2 separate regions of the Homo sapiens genome follow, and region 2 is linked to region 1. Evidence: read pairs that join two places in POLR2A ChIA-PET (ENCODE). Cell type or tissue: CD4-positive, alpha-beta T cell. All regions are shown on one strand. Links, peaks and the distances in the headings refer to the core of each region. The heading gives the core; the rest is flanking DNA.

What was found. Peaks named below come from ENCODE experiments on the same cell type or tissue, not always from the same donor. Only the 100,000 strongest peaks of a DNase experiment are listed, where the experiment ranks them.
Region 2: POLR2A ChIA-PET joins it to region 1 with 10 read pairs; 8 of 35 experiments call an interaction of 5 or more read pairs at or near these places.

The regions. Positions count from the first base shown.
Region 1 is chr12:92,029,533-92,032,453 of GRCh38, forward strand. The region is part of intron 1 of LINC01619 (long intergenic non-protein coding RNA 1619); the gene reads right to left. Among named protein-coding and RNA genes, the nearest start is that of LINC01619, 110 kb to the right of the region's middle. In CD4-positive, alpha-beta T cell, for the core only: no CTCF peak of the experiment used is centred there; a DNase peak (open chromatin) is centred at 1,289; H3K4me3 peaks cover 787 bases; H3K27ac peaks cover 2,049 bases.
Region 2 is chr12:92,103,733-92,106,653 of GRCh38, forward strand. All of the region lies in intron 1 of LINC01619 (long intergenic non-protein coding RNA 1619), which reads right to left. Among named protein-coding and RNA genes, the nearest start is that of LINC01619, 38 kb to the right of the region's middle. In CD4-positive, alpha-beta T cell, for the core only: no CTCF peak of the experiment used is centred there; no DNase peak of the experiment used is centred there.

The DNA.
Region 1 (2,921 bases), core at 99-2,598:
AAATGAGATATGTTGATTAACTTGAATGAAGCAAAGTGGGCTTTGCCACTCTCTGTTCTTTTAACAACCCAGTCTTTAAAATCCATGCAGACGAACATCCCAGGAATCCTTTTCATCTTATATTGGGCTTTCCTATATGATGCCTCAATGCTCCTTACATTGGCTCAGCCTTGGCATATCCTTCTAATTGTCACCTTCCATTCCCTACCCACTGCTCCTAGTTGAAGACTGGCCTGCCCTGGAGTCATGTCTACACATCCTAATGAATGCGTGGCAAAAGTTGCTAATTTGATTGATTAATTTATCCAGCCCAATGAGGCAAGACAAGAGTAGTGACTCCCTGGTTAATTATAGTATGAATAACCTGTGTAAAATTATAGATGGACAGGCCTTATTCTTATGTGTTTCTTTTCAACCGGTCTGGGTTTGACAAAGGATCTCACTGTTCTTATTAAAGCAGTTTCATTATTCCAATGCTAAGGCAAGTTTTGGAACTGCCCAGTGAGAAGCAGAGTCACAGGACATACCTTATGCTCTCTAACAAATGCCATCCAAAAAACAGACACCACTGTTGTCCATCTCCTGGATGACAAAGCAGACACTTTGCAACACAGCAGAGGAGGCAGAAGGGAAACAGCTTCCTTTGCTGGTGACCAGCAGAAGCCACCCCTATTCCACTTATGCCTTTATAATCTCCAAATGCAATGGAATAATTTTGCATCAGGTTCCTGACCACAGAAATGAAACTTTTTTTCTTATTACATTTGTGTGTTTGTGATAGATGTGATTACTAAACACAGGTTTATTCGGAAGTTAACATATCTGTTGCACAAAAAGCCACTTCTCCAGCTCTTACTGAAGGGGTCATTGAGAAGTCAGAAATTCCAGTTCCTAAAAAGCTGGATGACTTTACTAATGCTGTCTTTTCTCAGTATCAGGCTTTATTACACCTTTTCCCAGAAGCCACTCTTCGTTTCCTAACTCTATCACAGCAGGGTTCAACAGAGTAGCTTTCTCCTATGCTAAACAAATGATTTTTTGAGATTTCTTTTCCACTCACTAAGCTTCCAGTACTATCTAAGTTTGCCAAATATCTCAAAGGAATTAAAGATCTAATTTAAGAGAAGATGGCAAGTGCCTTCTCAAAGAAACCGGGAGTACCCATCCTTAATGGTAAGAGTGACAAAGGAGGAAGCAGCAGTGGCCCATTTCCTCAGCCTCACTGAGCAGCATCTATGAAAAATGAGCTCAGCTGTTAACAGCCCGGGAGGGACTGCTATCTACCACATCACAGTCAGTTGAGAAGAACAGGATGTTCTGAGTACAGCATGAACCTCAAAGCTAGAGTCAAAAACCATATTTCCCAGGCAAGTGTTTACCTTTGTCTTCAATCTTCAAGAGAGAACGTTTCTGTTCTATGAAGAGTTAAGAAAACCCTGCCTGAGAAAGGAGCAGTGCAGAACTGATACACCTCTTTATTTTCACCTTATTAATGAAAAGAAAGCTCACTCTGGGTTGATAACAACATACCAATATAGGAAGAGTGCCAAAGTAACCCTGGCACTCTTCCTATATTCTTTTTTTTTATTATTGTATTTTAAGTTCTGGGATACCTGTGCAGAATGTGCAGGTTTGTTACATAGGTATACAAGTGCCGTGGTGGTTTGTTGCACCCATCAACCTGCCATCTACATTAGGTATTTCTCCTAATGCTATCCCTCCCCTGGAACCCCCACCCAATGTCAGGCCCCAGTGTGTGATGTTCCCCTCCCTGTGTCCATGTGTTCTCATTGTTCAACTCCCAATTATGAGTGAGAACATGCAGTGTTTGGTTTTCTGTTCCTGTATTAGTTGGCTGAGAATGATGGTTTCCAGCTTCATCCATGTCCCTGCAAAGGACATGAACTCATCCTTTTTGTGGCTACATAGTATTCCATGGTGTATATGTGCCACATTTTCTTTATCCAGTCTATCATTGATGGGCATTTGGGTTGGTTCCAAGTCTTTGCTATTGTGAATAGTGCTGCAATAAACATACGTGTGCATGTGTCTTTATAGTAGAATGATTTATAATCCTTTGGGTATATACCCAGTAATGGGATAGCTGTGTCAAATGGTATTTCTGGTTCTAGGTCCTTGAGGAATCATCATACTGTCTTCCACAATGGTTGAACAGGCACCCTACAGAATGGGAGAAAATTTTTGCAATCTATCCATCTGACAAAGAGCTAATATCCAAAATCTACAAGGAATTTAAACAGATTTACAAGAGAAAAACAAACAACCCCATCAAAAAGCAGGCGAAGGATATGAACAGACACATCTCAAAGGAGGACATTTATGTGGCCAATAAACCTATGAAAAAAAGCTCATCATCACTGGTCATTAGAGAAATGTAAATCAAAACCACAATTAGATACCATTTCACGCCAGTTATAATGGTGATCATTAAAAAATCAGGAAACAACAGATGCTGGAGAAGATGTGGAGAAATAGGAATGCTTTTACACTGTTGGTGGGAGTGTGCATTAGTTCTTCCTTGATTCTTAAAGGAACCATGCTTAATCTCCAGGTCTACTTGTTTACAGCTGAAGTGAGCCCCCAAGCAGTTATAGATTAAATTAGTTTGCATCAGGTAAATTGGTTTCCACCAAACTGAATGAAGGCACAGAAGCTGGTTGGGATTCTTCTGTTAAACATTGTCTAGTCTCGGAAAGCAAAAAATAATAATAATGAAAGGAGGCACTAACAAGGAAATGAAGTAAGTTTAATGCCTAAAAATAGCCATGCTTAGTAAATACTCATTTCTCATCCTCAGTGAGTCCCTTTGTAAACTGCAGTTAAAAATGAAGGCTTAAGATGTGCAATCCAGGAGCTGTCAGGCCTAACTTCTATCAAGTATCACTGCTTAGTTGATAGCT
Region 2 (2,921 bases), core at 104-2,603, 74 kb after region 1:
TTCATTTAAATCTTCTAATGGCTTGCAGCAAATTGTATTTTTTTGAACAAATCTTTCAGTTAAAACTTTTGCTGCTCTTAGGGAAAAACTAGTATTAGAAAAAAATAGAGGCTGGGTACGGTGGCTCACACCTGTAATCCCAGCACTTTGGGAGGCCAAGGAGGGCAGATCACGAGGTCAGGAGATTGAGACCATCCTGGCTAACACGGTGAAACCCCATCTCTACTAAAACATACAAAAAATTAGCCGGGCATGGTGGCGGGCGCCTGTAGTCCCAGCTACTTGGGAGGCTGAGATGGGAGAATGGCGTGAACCCAGGACATGGAGCTTGCAGTGAGCCGAGATCATGCCACTGCACTCCAGCCTGGGCAACAGAGCAAGACTCCATCCCCCCCCCGCCAAAAAAAAAAAGTAGATTTTTTTTATTTTTATAATCTTAGAGTAGAAAAAAACCTTTCTATCCATAACCCAAAGCCAAAGCCATAAAGGGAGTTTTCTTCTACTACCATTGTTTCTATGAAGTCAAATATTACAGATAAAAATTTGTCAAAAATATTTTATTCTGGATGTAACTAATTAATAATTTATTTTTACCATGTGCACTTGTAAATGTCAACTTTAATTTGTGTTGATTACAGAATAGTAAGGTCAAAAATCCTGTATCTGATTATTACCTTACAGTTTATACACAAATAAATTCCAGGTGGATTAGAAATTGTACAGTACAATAATCCTAAATAACAAAATATTCGAGACAAAATAAAAGCAGATTTTTTTCAAAATAACCTTGGAGTAGAAAAAGCCTTTCTATGCATAACCCAAAAAGCAAAAGCCATAAAGAAAGTTTAACAGCTTTACCCAACCCAGATCAGCTCTCATACTAACATTTTCCAAATTTTCCATGGTGGGGAATATTAGGGCTAAGCGTCAGGGTTTCTTGCTGTAAGAGAGGGTGGAAGTAAGGGGTTAATTAATAACAGATGTAGGTGGGACCACTGGATATTCAAAGATCTTTGGAAATATATGTGAGATTGGGATTCTTAAATTACTTTCAAATATTTTTATCATTACAAATGTAACACATAATCACAATTAAAATTCAAAATAAACCAACAAATTTAGCATAAAGTAAAAGTACTCATGACCCTAGAATCTACTTCGAGATAACTACTATTGACAATTCAATAAGTACCATTCCAGCTTTTTGGGTTTTTTGTTTTGTTGGTTTTTTGTTTGTTTGTTCAGCTTTTTTGTTTGTTTTCTTTTTTACTGAGACAGAGTCTCGCTCTGTCACCCAAGCTGTAGTGCGGTGGCATGATCTCGGCTCACTGCAAACTCCACCTCCTAGATTCAAGCAATTCTCCTGCCTCAGCCTCTCAAGTAGCTGGGATTACAGGTATACACCACTACACACAGCTAATTTTTTGTATTTTTTGTAAAGATGGGATTTCACCATGTTGGCTTGGCTGGTTTTGAACTCCTGACCTCAAATGATCCACCCGCCTTGGCCTCCCAAAGTGCTGGGATTATAGGTGTGAGCCACTGCGCCCAGCCATTGTTCAGCTTTTTACTTGTCCTTACATGCTGGACCACAAACCAGAAGTCCAGGTTTCTTTTAATGCAAATACAAAACACTCTTAGATACTTTCTCACATACACCTAATGTTTTTTAATAGGGTCTTATTAGACAGAATTGATCTATCTGGTTTCATTGATTGAAATACTATCTGCACATGTCTGGGCACTCTTCAGTAAGCAAAGGAAAGAAGCAATGTAGACACTGATTAGTAAGTAGAGATTACTGCTACACCAGTACTTTTAGAACCTTTTTTTAAACTTTCTTCTCTTTGATATAAAAGAAATACATGTTTCCCTTAGAAGACATAGAAAAGTACGAAGAGAAAAACAGTCACCCACAATCCACTACACAGAGCCACTGCTGTTAACTTTTGACGAAGAAAGATTCCATACTTAATAGATGCAGAATAGCTGTGGCCAACAATCTTGCAAAAGCTGGAGTTCAAAAAGAAGGTCCCAGCACCGTAAGATACAGTGGAGTCAGTAGAAAGTCATACGACCACACTCCCAGTAACCTCTGATAAATAGGATGAAGAGGAAGTAAAAAAGTGGTCAGCAACTTCTTTTGAGAAATATGCTGTTGAAATTAACAAAGGCAGAGAGCTAAGGGCAGAAAACCGGGCACCTGCTTGGGGATGGACAGATTCATTTCCGTTGGCTCAGACAAGCTTGCAACCTTGGGCTGCCAACCCAACACTGTGGATTGGCAGAGGGAGTCTGGAATGTGAAAATATCTTAATAAGAAGTTTTATCAGATCCCCTCCTTTCCCCTCAAATTTGCACTCAGGGTGCACAGACATCCCTGGAACATTTTAAACCTGAAGTATTTGTTTGAAGGTCTGCATAGGATTTGACTGTGGAGAGGCCAAGTACAGAAAGGAAGCTTTAGAAAGAACTTCAAAAATTCGTTCCATTTTAAACTAAAAAGAGGGGAAAGTGTAGAGGAAATGGTAGCACTGACAACGTTTTTCAGACAAAGGTGATGGAAACCTTGGGATTATGGACAGTTTCTCACCCATCTCAACTTATCCTCAGACTTCAGAAATGGTCAAAAAGGATGGTTTAAGCCAGGCAAAAAGCTCAAAGCAGGGATGGAACTTTTTCTGCAAAGGGCCAGCGAATATTTACTCTTCGGGCTGTGAAGCAACTCCTCATCTCCACAGCTGTTGCACAAAAGTGGTCGTAGAGAATGCACAAATGACTTGGGGTTCCAATAATGCTTCACCCCTGGACACTGACCTTTGCATTTCACAGAATTACCATATGCCACAAAATAGTCTTTTGATTTTTTTTCTGTCATTTAAAAATATTAAAACTCTCCTTAACTTTTGGCTGTACAAAAA